2 separate regions of the Homo sapiens genome follow, and region 1 is linked to region 2. Evidence: read pairs that join two places in POLR2A ChIA-PET (ENCODE). Cell type or tissue: A673. All regions are shown on one strand. Links, peaks and the distances in the headings refer to the core of each region. The heading gives the core; the rest is flanking DNA.

Evidence for each region. ChIA-PET counts read pairs that join two places held together with the same protein. Peaks named below come from ENCODE experiments on the same cell type or tissue, not always from the same donor. Only the 100,000 strongest peaks of a DNase experiment are listed, where the experiment ranks them.
Region 1: POLR2A ChIA-PET joins it to region 2 with 8 read pairs; 2 of 35 experiments call an interaction of 5 or more read pairs at or near these places.

Annotation. Positions count from the first base shown.
Region 1 is chr17:3,671,098-3,680,993 of GRCh38, forward strand. It overlaps P2RX5 (purinergic receptor P2X 5), which reads right to left. Exons shown (of 12, transcript NM_002561.4): 11 at 8,493-8,687; 12 at 2,130-2,780. The coding sequence ends at 2,771. P2RX5-TAX1BP3 (P2RX5-TAX1BP3 readthrough (NMD candidate)) reads right to left here. Exons shown (of 15, transcript NR_037928.1): 11 at 8,493-8,687; 12 at 1-1,396. Among named protein-coding and RNA genes, the nearest start is that of EMC6, 7.2 kb to the left of the region's middle. In A673, for the core only: no CTCF peak of the experiment used is centred there; no DNase peak of the experiment used is centred there.
Region 2 is chr17:3,025,837-3,035,732 of GRCh38, forward strand. It overlaps RAP1GAP2 (RAP1 GTPase activating protein 2), which reads left to right. Exons shown (of 25, transcript NM_015085.5): 20 at 172-285; 21 at 514-628; 22 at 1,108-1,234; 23 at 5,086-5,162; 24 at 6,575-6,613; 25 at 7,556-9,896. The coding sequence ends at 6,583. Among named protein-coding and RNA genes, the nearest start is that of OR1D5, 33 kb to the right of the region's middle. In A673, for the core only: no CTCF peak of the experiment used is centred there; a DNase peak (open chromatin) is centred at 4,475; H3K27ac peaks cover 523 bases.

The sequences.
Region 1 (9,896 bases), core at 2,377-6,376, 640 kb after region 2:
TGGAGAAACCCCATCTCTACTAAAAATACAAAATTAGCCGGGTGTGGTGGCACAGGCCTGTAATCCCAGCTACTAGGAAGGCTGAGGCAGGAGAATCTCTTGAACCTGGGAGGCAGAGGTTGCGGTGAGCCGAGATCATGCCATTGCACTCCGGCCTGGGCAACAAGAGCGAAACTCCCTCTCAAAAAAAAAAGAATAAAATGCATTTGTTTAATTGAGGAATAAATATTGCATTAGAATGACGGTAATTGCCTGAGTGTAGTGGCTCCTGCTGTGATCTCAGCACTTTGGGAGGCCAAGGCTTGAGCCCAGGAGATCAAGACCAGCCTGGGCAACATAGTGAGATGCCCATCTCTACAAAAAAACATTTAATTAGCCAGATGTGGTGGCATGTGCCTGTAGTCCCAGCTACTCAGGAGGCTGAGGTGGGAGGATCAGGATCACCTGGGCCCGGGAGGTTGAGGCCACAGTAAGCCACGATTTTGCCACTACACTCCAACCTAGGCAACAGCGAGACCCTGTCTAAAAAAAAAAGAAATTACAGTAATGAAAATGATGGTGCTCATTGGATTTATGGTTAACTGGGGAAACCAGCATCACCTAACTTCAGAAATACTTAAATCATGGTGAGTACTATGAAGAGGACATAGCAGACCTAGCCCAAGTTGGGGTATATGGAGGTCAAGGAAGTCTTCTCTGAGGAAATAACATTACATCTGAAACCCAAAAGTTGAATAACATAGGCAAGTGTGGGGAAGGAGTTACCTTCAGGAAAGCGCATGTTTCCAGGCCATTGGGCAGGAAGGAATGTGACTGTATTTAGAGAGTGAGAGAAGAGGCCACAGGGTAGACCCAGACCAGATCATGGAGGGCAGTAATGGGTGTGGGGACATGCGCCTGTAGTCCAGCTACTCAGGAGGCTGGAATGGGAAGATCAAGATCACTTGAGCCCAGGAGGTTGAGGCTGCAGTGAGCTCCCATTTGCCCTGGCCTTGATCCTCAGAGCAAATGGGGGAAGCCTTTGGAAGTTTTTAGTCTGAAGTGACGTAATCACATTTGGATTTTTTTTAAAAAAAGAATCTGTTTTAGATTGGAAGGGGATCTGAGAGCTTGAATCCAAGTCCCCTTTTGACAGATCATAGATAGCCCATGGCCAGTCATGGAAATGGATCTGGGACCCAGACCTGTTAAATTCCGTTTCGGCTTCAGGAACACATGCACACGACGCCAAGGAGAAGCTGAGGCCATAGCGTTGCCCCCCATCTCAGTGAGCCCTTTCTCTGCCCCCACTGAAGATCCTCAGTGGTTTGCCCACCTCAGTCCTCTCAGAACCTCCTCTGAGTGGGAAGGAAAGGTTCATTCCTGGTGTAAGGGAGAAGCAGAGGGAGTCCTCAGCCTGGTGGGAGAGGAGAAAAAAGGAAGAGGGATAAGCGAGCTGATGTACTTAACCATTTCCCTATTGTTGGGCAGTAAGTTTGAAATGTTCACTACTATAAAAAATACTGCAATGAATGTCTGCGTTTATATTGTTTTGAGAAAATTAATAAGTTCCTACAGCAGAGGATAAAAATTTGGTTCCAAGTTACTTCCAGAGTTGTGTTAGATTACACTACTTGAATGAAAAGTACCAGTTTTATCAGTTCCTTCCTAGTCTATAATTTTAATAGTTGCTCATTTAAAGCATTTCCATAATTTGAATTTCTTTGCAAGATGAGGAATATATTGCTTACTAATTGTTTCTTGTGTCTGCCTCTTTTGATCTTGCCTTCTTACATTTTCCTTTAAAATACGGGTAAAAATGGGCCAGGTGCGGTGGCTGTTGCCTGTAATCCCAGTACTTTGGGAGGCTGAGGTGGGCGGATCACAAGGTCAGGAGTTCAAGACCAGCCTGACCAACATGGTGAAACCCCGTCTCTACTAAAAATACAAAAAAAATTAGCCGTGCATGGTGGTGCACGCCTGTAATCCCCGCTACTCAGGAGGCTGAGGCAGAAGAATCACTTGAGCCTGGGAGGCAGAAGCTGCAATGAGCCGAGGTCGTGCCACTGCACTCCAGCCTGGGCTACAGAGCGAGACTCCATCTCAAAAAAAAAGATGGGTAAACATGAAGAGAAAAAAATCAGGACACGTTTGAAATTGACACCATTTATTGTTTTATGACCAAATAAGAGTGTCAGAGAATACATATCTTGGGCAGGTCCCAGAAAGCGTCTGCCATCTCCCCCACTTTAATTCTGTGTACTGGCCTAAGGGCAAACAGCTGGCAGGAAGGTGGTGTCTTTAGGAGAGAGAGTACTTGGATCCACTGGAGAGTATGCTCTGAGGGAAGCTGCGGCACTTGCAGAGGGGAGTGGGCTGGAACCAAATGGAGCCCTTTTCCGGACACGCACAATGCTATTCCCAGTGAGGTAATCTAGGAACTCTACAGGGCACTGCGGTCCTTAGCTGAGGTGCTCAAGGACTCCGGAAGGAAGTCATGTTCCCCATTTACAACCCGTTCCCTAGTGCGGGAAGCCAGCCACGGAGAAAGGAAGAACTGACGGCAGGGGGTGGGGCAAAAAGACAGCCATGATGGGTCCGTCCTGATGACCCCAGCATCAGACGTGGAGGTCACTTTGCTCTGTGATGGCTGGTCCCTGTGATGTGGCATTGATAGCACCCAATGTACAAATTTCCCGTTGGGCAGCATCCTGGGATTCCCAAAGGCATGGGATCACTGGGTGCTAGACGGCTGGGTTTAGGACAGGGCCTGAACGTAAGCAGAGGCAATTCACGTGCTCCTGGAATATCAGAACAGAAAGGAGCTCTTGAGAGGCTGGCACTCTCATCTTCCCAGTGAGGCAACCAGTGCCCAGGGAGAAGGGCCTTCCCAAGTCTGAAAAGAGCTACAGTTCATGCTTCACTTCTCCCCATTTAAAAGCCAGTTTCCGGCCAGGCGCGGTGGCTCATGCCCATGCCTGTAATCGCAGCACTTTGGGAGGCCGAGGTGGGCGGATCACGAGGTCAGGAGATCGAGACCATCCTGATTAACACAGTGAAACCCCGTCTCTACTAAAAATACAAAAAATTAGCCGGGCGAGGCGAGCGCCTGTAGTCCCAGCTACTCGGGAGGCTCAGGCAGGGGAATGGCGTGAACCCGGGAGGCGGAGCTTGCAGTGAGCCGAGATCGCGCCACGGCACTCCCATCCAGCCTGGGCGATAAAGCGAGACTCCGTCTCAAAAAATTAAAAAAAAAAAATACAAAAAAAAAAGCCAGTTTCCATCAGAGTAATGAGCTCCCACTCTTGCACCAAGATTATGCAGAAAAATGGTGGGAGCTGGGGGCTGTGCAAAAAGCAAGGAAACTGGAAGAGTGTGACACTGTCTGGAAGCTGTCAGGCGATCCCTGGCTCTTCTGAGCACGGGGCCCCTGATGGGCAGTCAAGAGGTCACTGGAAGGCTTGGCCGGCCTTGAAGAAACAATGAGGTTAAATCCTCTAAGGAAGCAAAGTCTAAAGGGGCAACCTTGCAGCTAAAGACCGTCAACTTCATTAAACAAAAGCCTCACCAAACCTGGCTCCTGTCTGCCGCCTTCACCCAGGTTCTCCGTTGCTCCTTCCCATATCAAAGCGTCTCTTCACACCTGTGCTTCTCTTACCTGGAATGCTTCCCCCTCACCTAGTTAGGCTGCTATAACCTTTCAGATTTCAACTCATAGGTCACTTCCTTGGGGAAACCTTCTCTGGCTACTACTCGCTGACCTCTCCGACACCCCATTCCGTCTGTGATGACGGGTGTGATCATTTGGTAAGGGTTCAATGCCCCATTAGACTGGAAACCCTCGGGGGCAGGGATCGTGTCTGTGTTGCTCATCTCTGTCTCAGCAGCATCTGGTCCAACACCTGACATGTCACAGGGACTCCATAAATATTTCCTGGCTGAAGGAATGACTAACTGTAGGAAGACATTTTCCTTTTTCTAGAGACGGAGTCTCGCTCCGTCGCCCAGGCTGGAGTGCAGTGGCACGATCTTGGATCACTGCAACCTCCGTCTCCCGGGTTCAAGCAATTCTCCTGCCTCAGCCTCCTGAGTAGCTGGGACTACAAGTGCACGCCGCCACGCCCAGCTATTTTTTTGTATTTTAGTAGAGACAGGGTTTCACCATGTTGCCCAGGCTGTTCTCAAACTCCTGAACTCAGGCAATCTGCCCGCCTCGGCCTCCCAAAGTGCTAGGATTACAGGCGTGAGCCACCGTGCCCGGCTAGGAAGACATTTTTGTTGCAATATGAAACAAATAGTATGACTATCCTCAGGTTCTGTGGCTTCTGCCAGCCATTTCGAAGTCTGGTTAAAATCAGCAGCCATGACCCCTGCCTTTTTTGCTTCCTCCCAAACCTAAAAGTCACCAAGTTATAAAAATGCAAGGCTTTGCGTCAGTGAAGAAGTGACACACCTAAGTGGATCACCTGGATCTTCACTTTCTTTTTTTTTTTTTGAGACTGAGTCTCACTGTCGCCCAGGCCAGAGTGCAGTGGTATGATCTCAGCTCACTGCAACCTCTGCCTCCCAGGTTCAAGCGATTCTCCTGCCTCCGCCTCCCGAGTAGCTGGGACTACAGGCATGTGGACACCATGCCCGGCTAATTTTTGTATTTTTAGTAGAGATGGGGTTTTGCCATATTGGCCAGGCTGGTCTCGAACTCCTGACCTCGTGATCCACCCGCCTCGGCCTCCCAAAGTGCTGGGATTACAGGTGTGAGCCACTGCGCCCAGCCTGGATCTTTACTTTCTAATCAGAGAGCAGTATAGGCTTGTTGCAGGTTCCCTTCCCAGAAAACCCAAAGCGAGGAAGTTGCTTTGCTCTAGGAGGGTTCCTGTTCTGGAGACCATGTCCCTGGGCCCCTGACATCCCTCTCCAAAGCCTCAGTGGAGGGATGCTCTCACCACCCCCGCCTTTCTGTGTGCAGAGAGAACCCCTCCAAAGAGGATGCTTCCAGGGAGCCGCCCAGACAGCACTGGGACTGGTTGAGTGAGGGCGGCGCTGGAGCACTTTTCTGCCAGGTGGCTCGGGCAATGGCGAGGGCTGAGCTCCAGGTTTCTCACCTTGGGTTTACGGGGAGACAACTCACATACAACGGGGTAGGAGAAGAGAGCTAGTCAGCTCCCAAGCCCAACATCGAAACGTACTTCATGTCCATTTTTGACAGGGGAGACTGGGTCTTAAGCGCCAGCGTCAGGAGAAGTTCATTACCTGAGTGAATGTGTAAGAAACCACACGAGTTTTCGGCAAAATCAGGGAGCCTCCTGCATTAGTAACACTGGCTGCCTCTGGGGAACCGGGAGGACGGAGGTTGCTTTTCACTGACTATCCTTTGCACCTTCTAAACTTTGAATCATGTAAGTATTACCCAGTCAAAATATTGTAACTTAAATCAGCTGAGCATACTGCTGCTTTCAGGGTGGGGGAGGAAGCCTCTTGGTCTCTAGGCAGCATGCGTGTAAGTCTGACCTAGAAATTGGCTCCATCCACCAAAGCTGGCCTTTTTCCCCTGAGAACCAGGGCTTCTTAAATGTCACTGTGCACACAGATCACCTTGGAATCTTGTTGAAACACAGGTTCTGATTTGGGTGGGGGGCGGGGGAGCTGGGACCTGCATTTCTAGCAGGCTCCGGTCCCTGGACCCCACTTTAAATAGCAAGGCTTGGCCGGGTTTGGTGGCTCACGCATGTAATCCCAGCACTTTGGGAGGCCAAGGCTGGCGGATCACCTGAAGTCAGGAGTTGGAGACCAGCCTGGCCAACATGGTGAAACCCCATCTCTGCTAAAACTACAAAAATTAGCCGGGCATGGTGGTGGGCACCTGTAATCCCAGCTACTTAGGAGGCTGAGACAGGAGAATCGATTGAACCTGGGAGGCGGAGGTTCCAGTAAGCCAAGATCACGCCACTGCACTCCAGCCTGGGTGACAGAGCGAGACTCTATTTCAAAAAAATAAATAAATAAAAAGCAAGGCCCTACAGCGATGGAGGCAGAGAGCAGCTGAGGGTGCGGTAGGTGGGTGTGGCCGTGGCATAAGACAGGTGGGGACGGAGGGAGGGGAATGAGGGCCTCCCTAACTCAGCCCGTTTACACCTGCTGAGTGGCGCCATCCTTGATCTCATTAGCACTTCAGGCCCAGCCTCTGAGGAGGGGTGGGGAGGGCAGGAGCTCGGCAGGGTCAAGGCGACTGTATCTCCCATCTGGGCAGGTCCATATTCCCCGGGCGTCCCGAGGCTGGTGGAGTCAGATGGAGCAGAGGCCTCTTGCCTCCCCTTCCCCATCTTACCTAGACTCCCCAGGAGCTGGCTTCCCCACTAAGAGCCAGCTGCCTCCTGACTGCTCCAGTCCTTTCCTGGTTGCCTCCATGGCCACCTTTAAATTTTATCCTTGGGGCAAGCCCAAATGTCCCCTTGGGTGTTGTCCAAGAGCTTTCTCTGAGCAACCATCATTCTCGGCAGGGATTTCGGAAACCCTGCTAGAGGCTAGAGGAAGGCCAGCTGGAGTGGCTGGGCCTGGCTGTGATGTCTCTGTTGGCTTTGGAGGAATTACACGCGGGCCCCTCTCCCTGAGGTTAGGTCAGCATCTCATTTAAGCACCTCTTGGTGGGCCCAGCACACAGCATGCGTCAATACATGTTTACAGCTCATATGAATGAGTGAAGGTGCAGCCAGGTTGAGGGAAAATCCAAACACTCCACTTCCGCTCAGCACCCTGGCCTGTCCCTTTCCCTGGACACCTGCTCCAGGGACTCCTCTTCTAGGTCCGAGCCCCTCTGACCATTGGGAGGCTCCCCTCCTCACTCAGCAAAAAGCTTGCAGCAAGATCCCAAAGTTCAGGAGAGATGGCTGTGCCTGGAAGCCCCTGTCTCATGCAGGCACAGACTCCTCTACCCAGTTCAGAGCTGCGGGTTGTTCTGGCCCCAAAGTTTTCAGCGACACTGCTGGTAGCCAGCAGCCCTGGCTACATCTCCACTGTCTGCAGCTGCTCCAAATTCACCTGTGCATTCTGCAAATGGCCAGACCTGTGTGTGGGCGGGAGGGGGCGCACAGGGCAGAGAGGACTGTCGGGAGCCGGTGGGTGGGCCAGCCTCACCAGAGGCAGCAACGCTCCTGGCAGCACTGCAGGCAGGCAGAGCATTCAGAGAGAGCACAGCCTGCCAGGGTTCCTGCGGAAGCCCAGCACGCATAGATGCTCAGGCAGAAGCCTCTGGAGTTGCCCCGGCAAGGAGTAGCAGCAATTGCGGTGGCAGCTGGAGCGTGGGCCTGTGAGTCCACAGCCTCCCACAAGCCTCAGCGAGGCTCAGCCAAGACAAGCCAGGCCGTCGGGCTTCCCGCTTGCTCAGAATGGGAGCTCAAGTGAGCACCCAGGAAGTAAGAGTCAGCTCAGGGAGCACAGGAGGGCTGCCAGGCTCTGGGTCTACCCCATACGGACCCCTAGCCTCCAGCCTCCTTGCCCCACTGCTGCAGCCCCTGCCTCTCTCTCTCCTCACTCTTCTCCAGCCCAGTCTATTTCTTGCTCCTTCCCTGCCCAGGCCCAGCTCCCAGCTGAACGCTGCCAATTCCTGAGTCAGCAAGGAATGAAAGCTGGGCCAGGAGAAAGGCCACCAAGGTCAGTGAGTACCTGGGGTGTGGTTTGCAAGAGAGTCACAGAACCCCAGTCTGACAGCAGGAGGTGTCCAGCCCCCACTGGGAGGGGAAAAAAGGGAAAACAAGGCACAGAAAGGGCCAGGCACCTGCTCACCGCACAGGTACTCTGCAAGGCAGACGCAGAGCAGGCCCGAGACAGGTCCCCCACCCAGCCAGACGCCCTCCCCACGCAGGCTGAGCCTCGTCTGCAGAGAAGCCAGCGCCCCCAGGAATCGCGGCCCAAGGACCCCCCTGGCAGCACGGCCAGCACCCTCCTGAGGCCGGGGCAGCCCCAGAATCGCACACAGAAGAGGGGCTGAGGGGGGGTCATCTGAGCACAGAGACGTTCGGCAAAGGCAGAGTAACTCAGGAGAACCTCATCCTACAGACACTGCCGGGATTCAAATCTCAGCGCTGCCATTCACCGGCTGTGTGACTTGAGCAAATTACCGAGCCTTTCTGTGCCTCAGCTTCCTCATTTGTAAAATGGGGAAGATCGGTGTCTATCTGATTCAGTTGCTTACATGAGTTAACAAATACGGAGAGTACAGAGGGGTTCCAGGCAGAGAGTCAGTGCTGTGGAGCAGCGCGCTGTTATCATCTGAGCGCCGGCATGGCACAGCAGGCACCCATGGCCATCCAGGGTCTCGGGAGCTAAGGGGGACCTTGCGGGGTAAAGCACCAGCCCCTTCCCACAGAGGCTCTCCCAGTTCCTAGATGTCCTGCCTTGTGGCCAGCTCACACCAGAGCAGAGGGGTCCGCTGGAGCTGCCAGGCATGAGAAGCCCCAACTGGGGACCCCTCTCTGCAGGACCCAGCTGTCGGGCTCTCTGCCTAGCAGTGGCCTCACCTGTGGGGCTCCAGGAGCTGTGGGCACACAGATCCGTTCCCCTTCTGACTGCTGCTTCCACGCTTCGCCTCGGGTGGCTCCTGCAGCTCCTGCTGCTCCGGCATCCCCAGCAGCCCTGGCCCAGATGTGAGCTGCTCAGATAGCCCCAGCCCCGATGCCTCGTCCTCGGCCTCCTGGGAACTGTCTTCTAGGCCCCTGGACAAGATACAAGCTGTTCACCTGGGACGGCCCTGCAGGGTGCCTCCCCTCCTAGACGGGCGGAGTGGGCCTTGAAGAATCCCTCGCCCTGCAGGCCGCCACCCTGCTTCCTCCAGCCGGTGTCCTCCACCCTGCTTCCTCCATGCGGCTCCCTCCACCCTGCATCCTCCACCCTGCTCTCTCCACCCTGAGTCCTCCACCCTGCTTCCTCCACGTGGCGTCCTCCACCCTGAGTCCTCCACCCAGCTCCCTCCACCCTACATCCTCCACCCTGCATCCTCCACCTGGCTTCCTCCATCCTACGTCCTCCACCCAGCGTCCTCCACCCTGCATCCTCCACCCTGCATCCTCCACCCTGAGTCCTCCATCCGGTGTCCTCCACCCTGCATCCTCCACCCTGCGTCCTCCACCCTGCATCCTCCACCCTGCATCCTCCACCCTGCGTCCTCCACCCAGCGTCCTCCACCCTGCATCCTCCACCCAGTGTCCTCCACCCTGCATCCTCCACCCAGTGTCCTCCACCCTGCATCCTCCACCCTGCATCCTCCACCCTGCGTCCTCCACCCAGTGTCCTCCACCCTGCGTCCTCCACCCTGCATCCTCCACCCTGCATCCTCCACCCAGCGTCCTCCACCCTGCATCCTCCACCCTGCATCCTCCACCCTGAGTCCTCCACCCAGTGTCCTCCACCCTGCATCCTCCACCCAGTGTCCTCCACCCTGCATCCTCCACCCTGCGTCCTCCACCCAGCGTCCTCCACCCGGCGTCCTCCACCCTGCTTCCTCCACCCGGCTTCCTCTACCCTGCTTCCTCCATCCTGGGTCCTCCACCCTGCAGGCCACCACCCTGCTTCCTCCATCCTGGGTCCTCCACCCTGCAGGCCACCACCCTGCTTCCTCCATCCTGGGTCCTCCACCCTGCATCCTCCACCCTGCATCCTCCACCCTGCGTCCTCCACCCAGCGTCCTCCACCCTGCATCCTCCACCCAGTGTCCTCCACCCTGCATCCTCCACCCTGCATCCTCCACCCTGCATCCTCCACCCAGCGTCCTCCACCCTGCATCCTCCACCCTGAGTCCTCCACCCAGTGTCCTCCACCCTGCATCCTCCACCCAGCGTCCTCCACCCTGCATCCTCCACCCTGCATCCTCCACCCTGCGTCCTCCACCCAGCGTCCTCCACCCTGCATCCTCCACCCAGTGTCCT
Region 2 (9,896 bases), core at 2,704-6,703:
CCATCTCTGGGGGGCTCAGGTGGGAAAGGACATCCAGGCAGTGATGCCAGGCGGGGGCGCTCTGACCCCACTGCCCCTCACCGTGCCGAGAGAGGCTCTGCCTGGGGCCGTGGATGGGGTGGGGGTTGAGGGCTGTCTCCGCGGCCTCACTCCTCATTTCCATTCCCTCAGTGACAGCACATCCAGCACACCCAAGACCCCAGATGGTGGACACTCCTCTCAGGAGATAAAGTCTGAGACCTCATCCAATCCCAGCTCTCCGGAAATCTGCCCCAACAAGGAGAAGTAAGAGAGTGAGGGTGGGAAAGGCCAGCTTCGGCCACGTGGAGCCCTGGAACACGCCCTCTGCCTCCTGGCCAGCTGAGAGTGGCCATCTCCTGCCTCTGGAACTCTCCAGAACACAAAGGCCGACGGGTGGGGGCGTGGGGAGCCGCCAGAGGTCCCGGGGAGGACCCTGGGGGTGGAGGGCTCTCGCGTGTGACCCGGGCTGGCCTCACTTCCTATTCCCTGCAGGCCCTTCATGAAGTTGAAGGAAAACGGCCGTGCCATCTCCCGCTCCTCCTCCAGCACCAGCAGCGTCAGCAGCACTGCAGGGGAGGGCGAGGCCATGGAGGAGGGCGACAGTGGGGTAGGTGTGCCCCGTCCACCCTTGGGCAGGCACTCTGGGGCGTCAGCCAGCCACCCTCCTTGCATTAAAACGGCACTGTGGATCGAAGCCCATGTCAGTCTTTGCAGAGGAAAGGGGAAGAATGGAAACGAGAGGTGGGCTCGTTGGCCATCACCACCCCCTGGGCGCAGTGGGTGAGGGGACCTCTCTCTCAGAGTGACATAGCAGCAGCAGAGGGCAGGGGCCAGACCCGATGGTGCCCTGCCTTGGGGTTCCTGGCTGGAGTGGTGAGTGGCCAGTGCCCCAGGGGGCTGGGTCAAAGGTCCTTCTTGGAGCAGGATAGCTTGGAACCAGGGTTGAAGTCAGCAGGAAAGAAAGAGCAGGCCCAAGTGGGGAGCAGGAGGCAGCGGCTGTCCTGGGCTTTTGGGGGCTGCCTCAGGCCTGCGTGGGCGCAGCTGCCGAGGGTGGGCTGGCCTCGCTCACCCTGCCTCTCTCCTCAGGGCAGCCAGCCGTCCACGACCTCACCCTTCAAGCAGGAGGTGTTTGTCTACAGCCCGTCCCCGAGCAGCGAGAGCCCCAGCCTGGGGGCAGCTGCCACCCCGATCATCATGAGCCGGAGTCCCACAGGTCAGTGGCATCTGGTGGTGTGTGTGACGTCACCAGGAGGGCAGGCTGTGCCCTGTCCACTGTTAGCAGGGCCCCAGCCACGCTGAACTGGCCAGTTTTCACCCCTCCTCCCAGCTGTGAGGCCCTCCGCTCTGTGCGCCCGCCTCTTCTGTTCATCAGCCTTAAGATGCCCAAGTTCCTAAGCTCTTCTTACACTGAGAGTTGTGAAGCTGAGGCAGAGAGTTGAAGGCCTTGTGGGAGATCCCACAGCGGAGGAGTCGGGATTGGCAGTGGGAAAGCTGAGCACTTTCCATTAGCCCTTCTCCCCACCTGCCAGTGCTCCAACCCTTCTCCCCACCTGCCAGCGCTCCAGGGCTGCCAGGGCCCGTCTGTCATGTCGGGGGTCTTGATAATACAAGACGGGGGAAGGGCTGCAGGGGGAGGGAACAGCATGTGGAAAGGCCCAGAGGAGAGGAGAGAGCGGGTATTCCGGAACTGCACGTGTTCATGGCAGCTGGGTTCACAGAGCCAGGCGTCAGAGAGGCCGGAGCGTTGACAGGCTGGGTCAGCCCCGGGCCCCGGGTGAGGATTTTGTTCTGCTAGCGGCCACTGTTGGAGTGTTTGAAGGTTCTTAAGTAGGGAAGCACCATCTGGAGTTGAGAAAGTCCATTTTGGCTGCTGCAGCTGCTGAGTGTAGAATGGATTAGTAGAGAGCAGGAGCAGAGGGGAGGGATGGAGGGGAGGGGAGAGGAGGGGAGGGGAGCTGCGGCAGAAGCACCTCGGTTCAGGAGAGATCAAGGAGGTAAAATGTACGGGCTCAGTAGCAGGGGTTCAGAGAGAGCAGGAGTCTGGGCGTTTTGGGGTTCTGTGATCCCTGCAGTTGGTCAGAATAGGGGGGCCAGCACCTGAGGGCCGTTCAGGTAGACCTGTGCGGTGGGCACTGCTGGGCGGGTGCTCCGGGTCTCTGCCCTCGTGAGGGCAGCACAGGACTTTGAGCCTGGGTCCAAATCCTGGGTCTGCTGCTTACTAGACATGTCATTGGGCGAGTCACCAAGCCTGTCTGTGCCTCAGTTTCTCCAAGCAGAAAATGAAGGGAGGGGAAGAGTCGTGTCTGCCTCAGAGGGTTGGTTGTATGAAGATGAAAGGAGCTCATGCTTGTACGAGGCCTGGAACTGTTAACCTCGGTGTTGGTTAAAGAATGGGAATGAGACAATAGTGTAGTCAGCGGTTCTGAGCCGGGGGCAGTCTTGCTACCCCATGGATGTCTGGCAATGTCTGGCGACATTTTTAATTTTCACAATTTTGGAGGGGTGCTACTGGCATCTAGTGGGCAGAGGTCACGGAAGCTGATAAGCAATGTACAGGACAGCCCCCTAGCCACATCAGACAAATAATTCTCTGACCCCAAATGACATTCGGTTGAAAAACTCTAGTCTCAATGGTAGAAACACAGGAAGGGCCAACAGGCCTTCAGGGTGGCTGAAGCCAAAATGTTCCTGGGGTTCACACAGCGAAGGGATGTTGCAAAGGGAACCTGCAGGGTCAGAGATGAAGGGAAGATCGTGATTCCACAGCCAGTGACCCTTTGCATGCGTGTTTCTCAGTGAGTGGAAGAGTTCACGTGCCTCCTCTCATTCAGCCCCCTGTGGTTGGGCAGCTGCGGAGCTGGGTTCAAATCCTGGTTGTAGCATTGACAGGTCCACGTCTCTGAGCCTCAGTTTCCTCATCTGTAAAAGGGGGTGGAAATACAAATTCCCTGATTTTTTTTCGAGATGGAGTCTCACTCTGCCACCCAGGCTGGAGTGCAATGGCGCAATCTCGGCTCACTGCAACCTCCGCCTCCCAGGTTCAAGTGATTCACCTGCCTCAGCCTTCCAAGTAGCTGGGATTACAGGCATGTGCCACATGCCCGGCTAATTTTTTTATTTTTAGTAGAGACACAGTTTCACCATGTTGGCCAGGCTGGTCTCGAACTCCTGACCTCGTGATCCACCCACCTCGGCCTCCCAAAGTGCTGGGATTACAGGCGTGAGCCACCGCGCCTGACCTGGTGTTTTTGTTTTGTTTTGTTTTGTTTTCTAAATAAGACTTAAATATTGAAGGAATGAATGAAAGAATCTGTAAGCAAGCCTGGCCCCCACTTGGTGTTAAATAAACGTCAAAGTAAGGAAGGTTTTGAGTAAAGGAATTAGAGAGTCTCTGCAGGTTGCTGAAGGTCACCGAGGGCGGAAGGGACCTGGAGCGGGTCTGGTGACTTATGGCCGGTGCTTCCCACACCACACGGTGAGGCTGCCTCTTACACACCTTTTCTCCACACAGTATTTAACCCCGATGGGCTGCTTTTCACCCCCAGCCCACGAAAGATGTGCTTGGTACCCACTGGATCAGGGTGGGCTTGGGGGGATCTGGGAACCGGTTTCATGCTGTTTGGCTGAGTCTGGGGAGAGGCAGGGTGGAGTGGGGAGAGGTGGCCTGACGTCCTGACGTACAGTCTCCATAATGTCAGATATCTGATCATGGTCATTTCCTACCTGGGCTTCCTGGGGCACAGAAGAGGACTGATAGGTTACACAGAGGTGTTGTAGCCCTGGGTGGAACTCCTCGATTCGAAGCACCACGAACCAGCCAGCAGCTTCCAGGAAGGCTGCACTAAGCTTTCCATACCCTCGGCCAGAGGACAGCCAGAAAGTCAAGTGGCCCTCCTGCCAGCGGGGCACAGCGGGAAATGTTGACACCGGGCTCTGCCACCACTCACACACACTTAACGGAATTTTATTATACGATGGATGTCAAACCCAGTGTACAAATACTAGATAATATTCTTTACCATAAGTCCCATATGTCCAACTGATTCTCACAGAATGCTTTTAGTGGTGTTTGCTTCACCTTTTTATCTGTAGCCAACTTAAGGCTGCAGGAGATGAATGTGTGTAATTCTGACATGAATGTGGACTGATATTACCATGTTTGTTAATAAGTATTTTATATGTATATATTATATATACATATATAGTATATACATATAATATACATATGTTATAGATACACATAATATACATATATGTATATATTATATATACATATATATTATATGTTATATGTATATACATATGTATAATATATATTATACACACACACACACACACACTCACTCTCATGGCGCCCGGCCATGAGTATTTTGTATTAAGAGAACTTCATTCGTCAGTGACATGAGTCATTTCCTTGCTGTATCCGAGAAAAGTTTTCAAACCCCGGAAGGATATTTCCTCAGTTTTCTTTTGTGCTATTCACAATGTAATCGCTGCAGACACAGCATGTTTTGAAGTTTCATGTAAATTCCTTTTTTTCTATTAGTTCCTTAAGTCTAGACAACAAAACAATCAATCAAGTCATGATTTGTAGCATGTACCAGTTTCTGTGGTGTAAATACACTTGTCGTGGCTGATCTCAAGCTACTGACGTGATGTCCTCGAACGTGGACTTGGGAAGAAGATATACTGTAGCCACCATCTTTAGGGTGTTTCTACCACATGGATACAATAGACGTAAGAGCACAGATAATCGTAAAACAGAGAAAAATAAGTAGGAAGTGACGAATTTCAAGTATTTATTACCTCTGTTGAATATAATTTATTGAACTGTAAGCTTATATATAATTCAACTTTAAAAAATGGCCTGAGTTGAACAACCAGCTCACCACAATTCTATAATCTAGGAGTTGGCTCTCGTGGGTCGGCACAGGTCAGCTAGGGTGCCTGGTCCTGGTGGAGGGCAGGAGGCCCCCTTCCCCTGGCCTCCCTAGCCAGTCCCCACACACAGCCCCAGTGGCCTCCACAGCTCCACCCTCCTTTCATGGCCGTTCTTTTTCTTAGATGCCAAAAGCAGAAACTCCCCGAGATCGAACCTGAAATTCCGCTTTGACAAGCTCAGCCATGCCAGCTCTGGTGCGGTAAGGATGCGCCTCCCACACCCCACACTCCACTTTCTGCAGAGGCCCAGCCTTCCTTCCTGAGGCCAGAGGAAGAGGGTTCAGACATCCCAGAGGGGGCTCCCCGAAGGAGGCAGGGGAAGCTCTGGGGACGTCTGGCTCCAGCAGGTGCAGGCCGTGTCTCCGGGTTCCAGCCACCTTTGCCACAACTCCCAAGGTGGAGCTACACCTCTGGACACGGCCAGGCCCAGATGTGAGGTGGGAGGTGCTGGTTCCTGGGTCCCCCAGTCCCTTCCTGAGCTCTCCAGACTATCGAGAGCTCCAGGCCCAGTTGTGAGGTGGGAAGGGCTGGTTCCTGGGTCCCCCAGTCCCTTCCTGAGCTCACCAGACTATCGAGAGCTCCAGGTCCAGATGTGAGGTGGAAGGTGCTGGTTCCTGGGTCCCCCAGTCCCTTCCTGAGCTCTCCAGACTATCGAGAGCTCCAGGTCCAGATGTGAGGTGGAAGGTGCTGGTTCCTGGGTCCCCCAGTCCCTTTCTGAGCTCGCCAGACTATGGAGAACTCCAGGTCCAGATGTGAGGTGGGAAGGGCTGGTTCCTGGGTCCCGAATCCCTTCCTGAGCTCACCAGACTATCAAGAGCTCCAGGTCCAGATGTGAGGTGAGAAAGGCTGGTTCCTGGGTCCCCCAGTCCCTTTCTGAGCTCGCCAGACTATCGAGAACTCCAGGTCCAGATGTGAGGTGGGAAGGGCTGGTTCCTGGGTCCCGAATCCCTTCCTGAGCTCACCAGACTATCGAGAGCTCCAGGTCCAGATGTGAGGTGGGAAGGGCTGGTTCCTGGGTCCCCCAGTCCCTTCCTGAGCTCTCCAGACTATCGAGAGCTCCAGGTCCAGATGTGATGTGGGAAGGGCTGGTTCCTGGGTCCCGAATCCCTTCCTGAGCTCACCAGACTATCGAGAGCTCCAGGTCCAGATGTGAGGTGGAAGGTGCTGGTTCCTGGGTCCCCCAGTCCCTTCCTGAGCTCTCCAGACTATCGAGAGCTCCAGGCCCAGTTGTGAGGTGGGAAGGGCTGGTTCTTGGGTCCCGAATCCCTTCCTGAGCTCTTCAGACTATCGAGAGCTCCAGGTCCAGATGTGAGGTGGGAAGGGCTGGTTCCTGGGTCCCGAATCCCTTCCTGAGCTCTCCAGACTATCGAGAGCTCCAGGTCCAGATGTGAGGTGGGAAGGGCTGGTTCCCGGGTCCCCCAGTCCCTTTCTGAGCTCGCCAGACTATCGAGAACTCCAGGTCCAGATGTGAGGTGGGAAGTGCTTGTTCCTGGGGTCCTGAATCCCTTCCTGAGCTCACCAGACTGTTGAGAGCTGAGTGCACAGAGCCGCCGTGGAAGGGACCTGTGCTGTCTGGTTATTTAAACTCCTGTATGGATTTTTGTTGAAACAGGGTCACTAATGTGAAAGTGGAGTCCTTCGCCTGTCCAAGGTGGGTTGAGTGAATGTCCTGCTGTGGCCGTGAGGGGGGACGTGTGTTTCTTTTAGATCAGGGAACTAGAGGCCTTGTAACCTCAGAATGGCCGGAGAGATGCCGCCAGCTGGGGATGTCCAAAGAGTCTCCTACTCGCCCCTGAAGACCTGCAATGGGGAAGGAGGGGCAGATGGCCTGTGTGCGGATGGGAAGGGGGTTCCCAGTGACACTGGACTAGACGTACTAGTTAGGCCTCCCTTCCACCGATGGGGTCTGGTTCCCGCAGGCAGAAGGGGAGTCGCCCAAGCCCGCTTCTGACCCAGGAGGGAGGAGTTCCTGAGGGCTCCCTTGCTCCCCTGCCCTCAGGCAGCTGTTCCCTCCTTGTGTCTTTGGCGGAGGCCCTGGGCTGAGGTGTGTTCTCCCTCCCTGTCGGGAGTCAGCACTGTGAGGGACCACCCCAGGAGGCCTCTTCCCCTGCCTGCTTTGAGGGGGCACGTGGTTTGAGCAGAGTGGCCGTGGGTCCAGCTCGCCCCCATCAAGGCCTGGATTTCTGCTGGGGAAGTCACCAGAGACCCATCTGAGCTCCCAGCCCTCTCCCCACATGGGGCTTCAGGGGTCAGAGTCACAGCTGGAGCCAAGAGGAGGGGTACAACCGAACCCACTCTGTGTTCAACCTGATTTATGAAAAAGCAGAAGACAAATGGGCATATGGACCTTCACCCCCGGCTCCCATCACGCACTCTGGACGCCACTGCCCACCAAAGCCGTGGCTATGCGCAGCTTCTCGGGCCACGCAAGGTGGGGCACCCTTACATCAGGTGCCCTCCTGCTCCTGAGTGTATCCAGTGAGCTGTAGCCATGGGCAGGCGTGTTCCCCACCCCTTGCTCCCGACGTCCGCGTCGTCCCCTCCTTCCTGTACGGAATGTTCGCTCATCGCCGCCTCCTCCTTGTCTCCTCAGGGAATCCCCTCTTCTGTCCTGGAAAAGGCTCCTGTACCAGCAGTTTGGGAGTGCCGTCCACGACCCTGACAGTCCCAGCCCTGCTGCCCCATGGCCACGTGCCCACAGATGTGCTGTTGGTCCAGGTGTCCCAGTCTGGCCACAGCCCTGCCTCCGCCCTCACCTACATGCCCTCCCAGCCCCTCCCATCTCTGGACGAGGCCTCCTTCCTCAGGTTCCTCCTGCTCCTGACCTCCCAGTGTGATGTCCGGGTCCTTTATCATCCTATTCATCCTGGAGAGGAAAAGTGTCGGGCAAAGGGGGATCTGGGGGGAGCTCAGCAGTGACTGGGGAGCTGGTCTGCCTCAGAGACAGAGTAGGGGGTGGGAGCAGAGCCTCGGTGAGGGTCTTGGCCACAGGGCAGTGCCTTCCTGAACGTGGCAGGCTTTACTACCAGGAACGCACTCGGTGGTGGAGGCCCCATGTTCCCAGGAGCCAAGATTCGTAGCATCCTTGAGGCCATCCTGATAAAATTCGGCGCTATTGCCCCCGTAGCTCTGGAGCTCTAAACCGTCTATCTGCTTCTGTGCTGAACGCCTTTCCCATCTGCTGACGTAGGCCCAGGGCTGCCCTGCCCCTGCTGCCAGTGTACCGTGAGCGGGGCTCCAGCCAGTTCAAGCTCAGAGCCAGAGCTGGACGGGCCAGAACTGCGCTGCACACTTCCTGGACTGAGGCGGGGACTTTGGGTCCCACCCGGTTTCTCCTGATTATGGCTGCTGTGGGGTGAGGGGAGGGAGGGGCAGCCCCGAGGCAGTCTCTTCCCTTTGAGAAGATATTTTCCCACAAAGGGGTGGGAAGCCAGGAGTGAGAAGGAATTCAGGGAGAGCAAAGGAGCCAGTGCTGAGATGCTGCTGTGTTGGTTGAGGAAAACCTCGGGCCTGAGGGCCAGGCCGGAGCCCAGGTCTCTGCTGACAATGGGGGTTCAAGGAAGACGTCGTTATCTCCCCTCCCCACTTACTCGAGGAGAGAGGTGAGGGGGGGATGACTTGCGGGTTCTGATCAGGCCCCTGGGTGGGGAAGGGGCACAGTGTCCCTCAGCAGCTTACGCCCCTGGAGTCTTGGGGGGCCCAGCCTGGCCCTGGGGCCTTTTCCAGCTACTGTGCCCTTGGGCAGCTGCGTCTGGGGCTCAACCCCCCAATCCTGTTCCCCTCTCCAGCTGCGGGTCTGTAGGCAGCTGTCACATCTGAAGGGTTTCTGCAACCTGGACCCCATCTGGGTGTGGGTCAGACCCTGTGACCCACATGCCACCCCCACCCTCCACAGAGCCCCCTTGCTGGGACAGCCAGCTCACCTCCAAGGACATCCCCTCCTGGCTTCTCCCCCTTCCGAGTCTGCAGCGCCGTGGGCTTCTCTGCCGATGGGCCCGGGTTGGGGTTAAGGTGGGCATCCTCCAGGTACAACGAGCCTGAAGAGCCCCTTTCAGTGCAGACGGGGCTGCAGAGTGACACTGGCTGGGCACCTGCCCCACGACCAATGACAAGGATTTCCAGCTGAATGCTTTATTCCCATAGGGATCTGGACCTGTGCCCAAGATATAAATACTACACTTTTTTTTTTTTTTTTTAACTGACATTGTGAAATTCTCCCTATAGCTTTTGCCATTCAAGCAACATTGTGATCTTTCTTCCCCGCCACGTGTGTGGGAATGATTGAGTCCTGTTTGCAAGCTGGAGAGGAGCTCTCCCTTTGCTAGTACTTTCTCTAAAGTACTAGTCTAGTAAAATTTATTCTTGTTAGAAGGTCAACAAAATATCTGTTTAGCTTTTATGAAGAGTCACCGTAGCAGCCCCCACGGCTGGAAAGAGGCCTGTACGTTCTGGACGCGTTTTGTTGGCTGGGCTTCTGGAGGCACTGGCAAGGTCAAACTGCATTTCTTTAAGAACAGTTGCAGGATCTGGCTCGCCTCTGTGGGAAGCCGGCATTACAGGTGCTTGGTGGATGGGCCGTGTCACATTGCCATCTGGGGTCCTTTGGGGTTTCCAGGTTGTCACCATGCTGTCCCATTTGGGAATCCCATACCTGCCTGTCCCCACTGCGCTGGCTGACCCTTGCTGCCTGCTGCCTCTTGGGAGGGCTTTGTCCCTGCCTCTGAGCTGGTGGGCAGGATGGCTGGGTGGCCCCCAGAGAAGCACAGACCTGAGATGGGGTCTCCATGCCCGGTTTGCTGTTGGAATGATCTGAACAGGACCCCAAATGCCTCTTCCCTCTGGTCATGCCTCACTATCTCTAGGAGCTCCATCCTGTGGCTTCCAGAGTGTGCACTTCCAGCCCACCCGGGCAGTGCTGAGAGGGAGGAGGAGAA